Regions from separate parts of the Homo sapiens genome. Here region 1 is linked to region 2. Evidence: read pairs that join two places in POLR2A ChIA-PET (ENCODE). Cell type or tissue: CD4-positive, alpha-beta T cell. All regions are shown on one strand. Links, peaks and the distances in the headings refer to the core of each region. The heading gives the core; the rest is flanking DNA.

Evidence for each region. ChIA-PET counts read pairs that join two places held together with the same protein. Peaks named below come from ENCODE experiments on the same cell type or tissue, not always from the same donor. Only the 100,000 strongest peaks of a DNase experiment are listed, where the experiment ranks them.
Region 1: POLR2A ChIA-PET joins it to region 2 with 5 read pairs; 4 of 35 experiments call an interaction of 5 or more read pairs at or near these places.

The regions. Positions count from the first base shown.
Region 1 is chr4:2,722,372-2,727,738 of GRCh38, reverse strand. The region is part of intron 20 of FAM193A (family with sequence similarity 193 member A); the gene reads right to left. Among named protein-coding and RNA genes, the nearest start is that of TNIP2, 31 kb to the left of the region's middle. In CD4-positive, alpha-beta T cell, for the core only: no CTCF peak of the experiment used is centred there; no DNase peak of the experiment used is centred there.
Region 2 is chr4:2,783,332-2,788,698 of GRCh38, reverse strand. No RefSeq gene overlaps it. Among named protein-coding and RNA genes, the nearest start is that of SH3BP2, 7.1 kb to the left of the region's middle. RefSeq lists enhancers at 541-600, 183-817, 941-1,250, 1,453-2,087, 2,221-2,430 and 1 more. In CD4-positive, alpha-beta T cell, for the core only: no CTCF peak of the experiment used is centred there; DNase peaks (open chromatin) are centred at 1,278, 2,358 and 2,928; H3K27ac peaks cover 2,521 bases.

The sequences.
Region 1 (5,367 bases), core at 322-5,321, 61 kb after region 2:
ATGTCCTACCTTTAGGCAAACAAAGGAGAGGTAGAGAGAGCCCCTGCACTCTGTCTTCAGCTCAACAATACCCAGTATTTGAGAGAGCAATATTTTAGTTTCCTTTAGTAGAAAAGATGACAAATGGGTATCCCAAATGGTCAAGAGTCATAAATAATTTCAAGTAAATTCAAATTAATTCCTATTAGTGGTTATCCTAAGCTAAAGGTATCCATTGAGGAAAGAAATCTGTAGTGGCTCTAAGGAACTGTAACTTTGTTTCAAATCCAGTCTCAGCGGGAATGCTGCTAATTCCCTGGATGACAGAGTGAGAGACTGTGTCTCAAAAAATAATAAATAAATAAGTAAGTAAGATTTACATCCTTAAGTGACTGAGAGCACTCTCTAAAACAAACTTCCAAATCTCTTGAGGGCCAGGGAGAGAACTCACCTTCATGCACCAGTTTAAAACTAACAGCAATTGGTCACAATTTTTTTTTTTTTGAGACGGAGTCTTGCTGTTGCCAGGCTGGAGTGCAGTGACGCGATCTCGGCTCATTGCAACCTCCGCCTCCGGGGTTCAAGCGATTCTCCTGCCTCAGCCTCCAGAGTAGCTAGGACTACAGGCGAGCACCACCACGCCCAGCTAATTTTTGTACTTTTAGTAGAAACGGGGTTTCACCATGTTGGCCAGAATGGTCTCTATCTCTTGACCTCGTGATCCGCCCGCTTTGGCCTCCCAAAGTAGTGGGATTACAGGCAGGAGCCACTGCGCCCGGCTGGTCACAATTTTTTTTTTTTTTTTTTTTGGGACGGAGTTTTGCTCTTGTTGCCCAGGCTGGAGTGTAATGGCACGATCTGGGCTCACTACAACCTCCTCTTCCTGGGTTCAAGAGATTCTCCTGCCTCAGACTCCAGAGTAGCTGGGACTACAGATGTGCACCACCACACCCGGCTTTTTTTTTTTTTTTTTTTTTTTTTGGTATTTTTAGTAAAGGTGGGGTTTCACCATGTCGGCCAGGATGGTCTCAAACCCCTGACCCTCAAGTGATCCACCCGCCTCGGCTTCCCAAAGTATTGGGATTACAGGCATGAGCCACTGTACCTGGCCTTGGTCACAAATTTAAGGAGGAAAAAAGGTCTGAATTACAAACAGTAGGAAGCAGCAATTTTAAAAGCATGCTGTGTAATTTAGGCCAAAAAAAAAGAAGCCACAGGAGGAACGGAGCCAAACTGCCAGTACCGGGACCCGGATCCCATGCTGTGAAGCAAGGCCAGAGAAGGCAGTTTCCCTTTTTTTTCCCTGAAACCCAAATCTCTTGCCTCTTTAGAAAGGGAAGGGGGTTAGAAAGAACAACTCAAGTTTTTAAGAAAAAAAGAACAAATTAGGAGAGGAGGTGATTACAAAAGTTGTTTATCAGGGCCAGGCTTGGTGGCTCACGCCTCTAATCCCAACGTTTGGAAGGCCGAGGCAGATAGATCACTTGAATCCAGGAGTTTGAGACCACCCTGGACAACATAATGAGAACTGTCTCTACTAAACATTTTAAAAATTAGCTGAGGCTGGGCGTGGTGGCTCACGCCTGTAATCCCAGTACTTTGGGAGGCTGAGATGGGCGGATCACGAGGTCGGGAGATCGAGACCATCCTGGCTAACACGGTGAAACCCCGTCTCTACTAAAAATACAAAAAAAATTGCCAGGCGTGGTGGCGGGCGCCTGTAGTCGCAGCTACTCAGGAGCCTGAGGCAGGAGAATGGCGTGAACTTGGGAGGCGGAGCTTGCAGTGAGCCGAAATCGCGCCACTGCACTCCAGCCTGGGCGCCAGAGCGAGACTCCATCTCAAAAAATAATAATAATAAAATAAAAATAAAAATAAAAATTAGCTGAGATTGGTGGCCCACGCCTGTAGTCCCAGCTAGTCAGGAGGCTGAGGTGGGAGGATCAAGTGAGCCTGGGAGGTCAAGGGTCCAGTGAGCCAAGATCATACCACTGCACTCCGGCCTGGGTGACAGAGCAAGACTATTGCCTTAAAAAAAAAAAAAAAGTTGTCAAGAATTCTCATTGCTTTACAGAAATTATATTGATAGTGATTGGCTATAAACTGTTGAACTACAGGATATGAGTTATCCCTATGACAACATTAAGAGGTTAATTTACAGCTACTTTGGCCACACTCTATCTAGAGTCTATACAATACAGCAGGTGGATTACTCAGCTTGAGGTGGGGGAAGGGGTAGGATGTACCCGCTCTCACATTTCACTGCCTCTCTGGTGTGATTACTTTTTTTTTTTTTTTTTTTTTTTTTTGGAGACAGGGTCTTACTCTGTTGCCCAGGCTGGAGTGCAGTGGTACGATCACAGCTCACTGCAACCTCGACCTCCTGGGCTCAAGCGACCCTCCCCAACCTGAGCTTCCCAGGTAGCTGGAACTACTACAGTAGTGTGCCACCATGCCCAGCTGATTTTACTTTTTGTAGAGATGACGTCTTGCTGTGTTGCCCAGGCAAGCACCATATATATGTGTGTGTATATACATACATATATATATAGTTTTTAATTTAATTAAAAAATAGAGACAGGGCCAGGTGTGGTGGCTCACGCCTGTAATCCCAGCACTTTGGGAGGCGGAGGTAGGTGGATTACCTGAGCTCAGGAGTTAGAGGCCAGCCTGGCCAACATGGTGAAACTCTGTCTCTACTAAAAACACAAAAAAATTAGCTGGGCATGGTGGTGGGTGCCTGTAATAGAGGCTACTCAGGAAGCTGAGGCAGGAGAATCACTTGAATCTGGAAGGCGGAGGTTGCAGTGAGCCGAGATTGCACCAATTGCACTCCAGTCTGGGTGACAAGAGCAAAACTCCATCTCAAAAAGTTAAAAAATTCATAATAAAAAAACCTTCTCAGTTGACTGAATTCCTCTCTTCCGTAACCCTTGATAACGATATGCACTTTCTCAGCCCGCTTTTCTGTTTGTTGACATGATTTCTGCCAATAATGTAAAGCTTCATTGACTGGAAAGCTTAAATTCTTTATCCTCTGTTTGGTTTTTGAGACAGGGTCTCACTCTATCTCCCAAGCTGGAGTGCAGCGGCACAATCGCAGCTCACACCTCAAACTCCTGGGCTCAAGTGATCCTCCACCTCAGCCTCCCAAAGAGCTGGGATTACAAGGTGTGAACGCTGTGCCTGGCTTATTTCAGATAAACAAAATATTAATAATTGCTTATTTCTTAAGTTTTCACTATAATTTAAGGTTACTAAAAGCTAAAATTCTGACTAACATGGTAACTCAAAGTAGAGATAAGCAGGAAAACAGTTCTACATATAAAATACATAAGAAAAAGTAAGATGTGTTTTGGTAAGGAAGGTTATAAGAAAAACATGAGGATGTGGTTTTGTCAAAGGAAAAAGTGATTTTGACTAGTTTAGAGGTTATTTAAAAGTGGTCTTAAGTTGAAAAACAGATGGAAAAGAAAATAAATGAATATAGAAAGTTGGGAAAAGGAAGTGAATGGGAAAATTCTAAGAGGTTATAAAAGATTTATGGAAATCCTGTGTGGTCAAAGCTGATTGAAATTAGATGGATCTGTTTAAAAGATTTTACTACAATTAATAGTAATACACTGATGCAACTGGTTTTCTCTTTTCAATAAGATTTCATGTAGTATTAATAAGAGATAATAAAATACTTTGTCAATTATCTTTTGAGTAAGCTGAAAAAAAAAAAAAAGACATTCTGTTGGCCTCATGCCATTTTCATTATGTCTTCTGACTGTTGAGAAAACTGAGTCTCAGGCAGCGGGTGGTGGAGCACGCCTGTGGTCCCAGCTACCCAGGAGGCTGAGGTGGAAAGATCACCTGGGCCTGGTGGTCAAGGCTGCAGTGAGCCGTGATTGCACCACTGCCTGGACAATGGAGTGAGACCCTGTCTCAAAAAAACAAAACAAAACAAACAAACAAAAAACCCAGAAACCCCAACCCTCCAAAACCAGAGTCTCCTATCAAAACATAAAGGTTTTTGCTTTTTGAAACCTTTGAATTATTAGTTTGGTTAAATGAATAACTTCTTTTGTGATGATCTTATTTTGATATCAAGTGTTTTAAACCTTTGATATCTGACATACTTCCTAAAATCAAATTTTAAATTCTAAATTAGTCTTTTTTACTTCAAACTTTTTTTTTTTTTGAGACGGAGTCTTGCTCTGTTGCCCAGGCTGGAGTGCAGTGGCACGATCTCAACTCACTGCAACCTCCGCCTCCTGGGTTCAAGCAAATCTCTGCCTCAGCCTCCCGAGCAGCTGGGATTACAGGCACCCACCACCACATCTTGCTAATTTTTGTATTTTCAGTAGAGAGGGGGTTTCAACATCTTTGGCCAGAATGGTCTTGAACTCCTGACCTCATGATCCACCCGCCTTGGCCTCCCAAAGTGGGATTACAGGCATGAGCCACCGTGCCTGGCCTAAAGGATACTGTTTTTTGGTTTGAGACAGAGTCTCGCTCTGTTGCCCAGGCTGGAGTGCAGTGGCGTGATGTTGGCTCACTGCAACTTCCGCCTCCTGGATTCACGCCATTCTCCTGCCTCAGCCTCCTGACTAGCTGGGACTACAGGCACCTGCCACCACACCCGGCTAATTTTTTTGTATTTTTAGTAGAGGTGGGGTTTCACCGTGTTAGCCAGGATGGTCTCGATCTCCTGACCTCGTGATCCTCCTGCCTTGGCCTCCCAAAGTGCTGGGATTACAGGTGCGAGCCACTGCGCCCGGCCTAAAGTATACTTTTGTAAGCAAAATTGAAACACTGGACCAGGTGTGGTGGCTCATTCCTGCAATCCCAGCACTCTGGAAGGTTTGAGAATCCTCTGAGCTCCAGAGTTCCAGACCAGCCTGGGCAATGTGGCAAAACCCTGTCTCTTACTTACTTACTTATTTGTCTCTAAACTTGAATGAAACCTGAAAATGGTTATTACTGTCACCCATCCATTAGGTTTAATTATGGTTGCTTAAACTGTGGCTTGTTTATTCAACCACAAACATTCGTGAATGCCCAACAGCGTTCTTGCCTTGCAGCCTCTATGAGACTGATCCCCTCACTCCCCTAAACTGGAAGGGCTGACTGTGTCATCTCCCAGAATCCAAATTCTCTTTCCCTGTCCCTAGCTGGTCAAGCCCTGAGTTTGTGATGTTACCTTCTGCCTCTGCTGTCCCCTCCTAACTCTGACAATCACTAATCCTGTTTCCATTAGTGCATGTGTGACCCTGTCCCCCAGCCCCTTCTGGACACAGCAGCTGGAATAGAATGCTCAAGAACATCAACCACATTCCTGCTCCAAGCCATTCAAGGAAGAAATCCAATCCAAACCACTGCACAGCTTCCACAGGTTCTTGC
Region 2 (5,367 bases), core at 150-5,149:
TGAGGAGGCAGGCTGGGCCTCACACGCAGGCATCAGTCTGGCTCTGAGGACAGGGCTGGGGGCTGGCATCTCTCCCAGGAGGCTGGGCTGGTGGCAGGCACTCTGGCAGGGAGGGCAGGCTGGACAGGAGTGGCCCCTCCCAGGCTCTGGGCCATCTCTGCATCCCAGGCCAGGCCTGGCTGCCTCACGCCTTGCCCTGGGTGGGATGGGGAATATTTTCTCCTTTACCGAATGAAGGGGAAAGGAGCAGCCTGGGGCTGGAGGGGGAGCAGTGGAGGTTGGGTGGGATGGTAGGACGTGTGTGCTGGTTGAGGGGTGGAAGCATGGAGGCCCGCTCAGGTCTCAGCCAGACCCCACGCCAGAGTGCCCTGCACACTGGCCTCCCCTCTGCCTCCACTGCCCTCCAGCGTCATCCCGGGAAAGCCAGCTCAGTAGCATTACCCCAGGGGACCTCCCCAGACCCCCACAGTCATGCCCAGATGTGCACCTACATCCCACCACACTGCCCAGAACTAGCCTTCCTCACCACCCCATCCCACCCCCTAGGCTGGGGCGCCTTGAGGTCAGGGCTCTTCCAGTGGCTCTGGTCCCCAGGATGGTCCAACACGGGGCCCTGCTCAGAAAACATCCTCAGTGGGTGGCCCCAGCCTGTGGGCTTCTGGCCAGCTGCCCTCAGTGAGCCTGTGGAGGGTGGGGCCCACAGCCAGCTTGCCCACTGCCCCTCGTGCCTGGGACAGGCCTGGCTTCCTGGCCAGCCTGAGAGCTGGTAAAGGCTGACGAAGTCGGCGAAGGCTCTTTGGGGACAGTAGGACTGAGCTGGGCTCCCACAACCTGGGAGGACTCTCCTGGCAGGGGCACAGCGCTAGAGGGCAGAGTGAGGGAAATAGAGCCAGAGTTCACGCCAGGTCAAGGGCCAGCCAGCGCCCCCAGGCCACCAGCACTCCCCAGGAGGGCCTGCCCTGCCTGCCTGGCTGCCACACCTCTAGCCCAGGTCAGCTGCTGGCTCTGTCCTCTGAGGTTTGCTTGAGTCAATTTTCTACATAAAACGAGAGTGTCAGGCAGGTCCCATTAGGAAGCTCTATTTTGTAATACCAGGCCTGTGGGTGGAGGACCCAGGACCCACGCACGCACTGGCTTTTCTATTTTTACATCCAGAGTCGCCTGCTCTCACCCCCAGAGCCCAATTTGGAACTTGAAAGCAGCACATTCTATTCTGGGGCCACTTCCGGCCCCTGTGCCGTGGGAGGTGGGTGTTTGTACACAACAGCGTGCCCCACCCGCCTCCCTCCAAAACACCCCCTCTCCTGTCACCCCCCACCCCCACCACCACCCCCTGCCAGCCACGTGACCTTCAGGAACACACTGAGATCTGGAAGGGGAAGCCCATGTGGGGCTTGGGAAGGGGAAGCTGTGGCCTTCAACAGTGGTGAGGTTCCCACGTCACCCCAAGGGGTCCCCACCTATCACCCCAGCCCAGGGTCAGGAGAGGCAGCCAGCCCTTCCCCAGCCAGCGCTGGACACTGAGACATGAGGGTGCAAGGTGACCTGCGTGACAGCAAAGCCCCTCACGACCAGAGCAGGAAGGAACAAGAGAACAGATGAGCCTGGGAGGCCTCCTGGGAGAGGGGACCCCAGGAGACACTTGAGGGCTGCTCCCACCTCGACTCCCCAGGCCTCTCCCATGGCCGTGGCAGGACTGGGCTGCCTTGGCAGGAGTGAATGAGGGACTCGCCCCACTGGGACCCAGAACTCCCCGTCCCACCTGGCCTCAAGTGGGTTCTGAAGGGGTCTCACCAGGCCTTCAGCCGCCTGCCCAGCCGAGGACCCAGAGGACCACTCCCTCCCCCTTCCACTTCTCCATCCTTGGGAGTGGACCTTGGCCTTAATTCCACACTTGTGGGTCCCCTAAACCATGCTGGCAGCCCTAAAGGCCCCTGCTACGGCCCTGAGAACACCCCTCCCCAAAGTGCCACCCTCTCCCCGATGACATGGGCTCTTATGTGCGAACCCCCAACACTGTGATGCCCTACAGTGCCACCTCTCCACTCAGGGGCACCCCTGATGTGCCCAGCCCAGGGTCAGGAGTGGCCAGCTGCCCTCAGTGAGCCTGTGGAGGGTGGGGTTCTATCGGCGGTGATACTGGGGCCCACCAAGTAGCTCAGAATGGCTCTGGCCCAGTAGCCCTGTCTCTGAGCCCCCAGCCTGCACTGCCCCTCCTCCCGGCCTCTGACAGGGGGTGAAGCTGGAAAGATGAGCTGCCCCACCCAGCCCAGAGCTGGCGGGAACAGCAGAAGACTCAGGACCCCAAGGGTGGGGACTTTCCCATCACACTGAAGAGGCGGCAGGGGAGTGGGGGGGTAGGTGCTGACGCAGAGCTGAACAAGGTCTGGCCTGTGATGGTGTGAGGCCCAGTCAGGGATGTGCACACCCTCAGCCCTCCTGGAGTACCTGCTGTGCCAGGTACAGTACCAGGTGCTTTTCACATCCTTACACCTTCTCGTCCCTGAAGCTACTTAGCAGCCTGGCCAACATGGTGAAACCCAGTCTCCACTAAAAACACACAAATTAGCCAGGTGTGGTAGCACATGCCTGTAATCCCAGCTACTTGGGAGGCTGAGGCAGGAGAGTCACTTGAACCCGGGAGGTAGAGGTTGCAGTGAGCCGAGATGGTGCCACTGCACTCCAGCCTGGGCAAGAGCGAGATTCTGTCTCAAAAAAAAAAAAAAAAAAGAAAAAGAAAAGAAAAATAGAAAAGAAACACTTTAGATGAATTCAATTTAGCAGAGTTTATTTGAGCAATGAAATGATTCCTAAATCAGGCAGCACCCCGAACCAGTAGAGGCTCAGAGAGCTCCATCCAGCAACTTGGGCAGGCAGTATTTATGGACAGAAAAAGGAAGTGACACAGAAATCGTCTGATTGGCTACAACTGGGTGCTTGCCTTCTTTGAACCTGCCTGAGTAGTTTGCAGCCTGTGACTGGCTGAAAGCTCAGCTGCTCTGATGGGCCGAGACTCAGTGACTTCTTCCAAAGAGTCCTGTGACTATAGCAAACCCTAACCTGACTTAATCTGTAAACAAACTGCAGCTTGAGTATACTCCCAGGCTGCAGTTTATTTACAGATTAAGGCAGGTTAGGGTTTGCCATATGCTGAGGCAGCTTTAGGCCAAATTTAAGTTAATTTAACCTTTGCCTCTTTTAGGCAGCCTCTCAATTTTGAGAGATTGACTGAAACCTTGGGCACTGGCGTCACTTTCTGTCACCATCATAATGGATTTGTTTGGTCTCAGTGTGAAATTCATATTCACCGTGTCAAGTTAGTTGGATGATGATGTTTTCTTCATGTTTTGTTCCTCTAACTGTGATGAGACCATTTGATGTACTAAGGATGGCTGCATACAAGCATTTAAGACACTTGAGGGGACAGCGTATCAGAGAGACTGTTCTGACGGCTTTTGGGAGGATGATACAAGAAACTGAAGCACACTCCTTAACAGGAGGCTCGGTGAACCAAACGGATCAAAACCGAACAATTCAAAGTTCAGGCAATGAAGACTGTTCTACAGCATTCAAGTCCCGTTGGTCAGTCTTTCTTTGGAACATGATGGTGATTTAGAACTACAGTTGGACGGGCGTGGTGGCTTACGCCTGTAATCCCAGCACTTTGGGAGGCCGAGGCGGGTGGATCACCAGAGGTCAGGAGTTCAAGACCAGCCTGGCCAACATGGTGAAATGCCATGTCTACTAAAAATACAAAAGTAGCCTGGCATGGTGGCACATGTCTGTAATCCCAGCTACTCGGGAGGCTGAGGCAGAAGAATCGCTGGAACCCAGGAGTGGAGGTTGCAGTGAGCCAAGATTTTGCCACTGCACTCCAGCCTGGCAACAGAGAGAGACTCCGTCTCAGGAGAAAAAAAAAAAAAAAAAAAGAACCACAATTGTGGGGAGATGGCGGATAGGAGGCAGGACTAACTTGCAGCTCTCGCTTGGATGGACAGAGAAGCATGTGGAGACCCACATCATGAACTTTTGCTCCAAGAACTACTGCAGGAATATACCAGGAAAGCTGAGAGAATCCACAGACTCCTTTGAAGGAGGTGGATTGCCGCTGCAGGCTCCATGGGACAGCTGAGGAACTCTGAAGACAAAGGACATAGTTTCTTGGGAGCTCTGTGGCCCTATCCACCACCTGATCCTACCACTGCTGATGGGCTCTTGAAAGTACCACCTCCCGGCTGGAGGCCAACCAACACAAAAGCAGTGCACCTAACAAAAATACAACCAAGGACCCTCACCAAGTCCACTTCACTCCCCTGCTACCTCCACTGGAGCAGGTACTGGTATCCGCAGCTGAGAGACCTGAAGACAGATCACATCCCAGGACTCCTTGAAGACACTCCCCAGTACCAGTCCAGAGTCTGGTAGCTCTACTGGGTGGCTAGATCCAGAAGATAAAGAACAATCACTACAGTTTGGCTATCAGAACGCCCTATCCCTGGGGGAAAGGGGAGAGCACCACATCCAGGGAGCACCCCTGTGGGACAAAAGAATCTCAACAGCAGCCCTTGAGTCCCAGATCTTCCCTCTGACATAGTCTACCCAAATGAGAAAGAACCAGGAAAACAATTCTGGTAATATGACGAAACAAGGTTCTTTAACATCTGCAAAAGATTACACTAGCTCACCAGCAATGGATCCAAACCAAGACGAAATCTCTGAATTGCCAGAAAAAGAATTCAGAAGGTCGACTCTTAAGCTAATCAAGGAGGCACCAGAGAAAGGGGAAATCCAACTTAAAGAAATCGAAAACATGATACAGGGTATGAATGGAAAAATCTCCAGTGAAATAGATAACATGAATTAAAAAAATACTATCACAACTTCTGGAAATGAAGGGCACACTTAGAGAATTGCAAAATGCACTGGAAAGTCTCAGCAATAGAATCAAACAAGCAGAAGAAAAAACTTCACAGCTTGAAGACAAGGCTTTTGAATTAACCCAATCCAACAAAGACAAAAACAAAGAATTTTTAAAAAAGAACAAAGCCTCCAAGAAGTTTGGGATTATGTTAAATGACCAAACCTAAGAATAATTAGTGTTCCTGAGAAGAAGAGAAATCTAAAAGTTTTGAAAACATATTTGAGGGAATAATTGAGTAAAACTCCCCTGGCCTTGCTAGAGACCTAGACATCCAAATACAAGAAGCTCAAAGAACACCTGAGAAATTCATTGCAAAAAGATCATCACCTAAACATACAGTCATCAGGTTATCTAAAGTCAAGACGAAGGGAAGAGTCTTAAGAGCTGTGAGGCAAAAGCACCAGGTAATCTATAAAGGAAAACCTATCAGATAAACAGCAGATTTC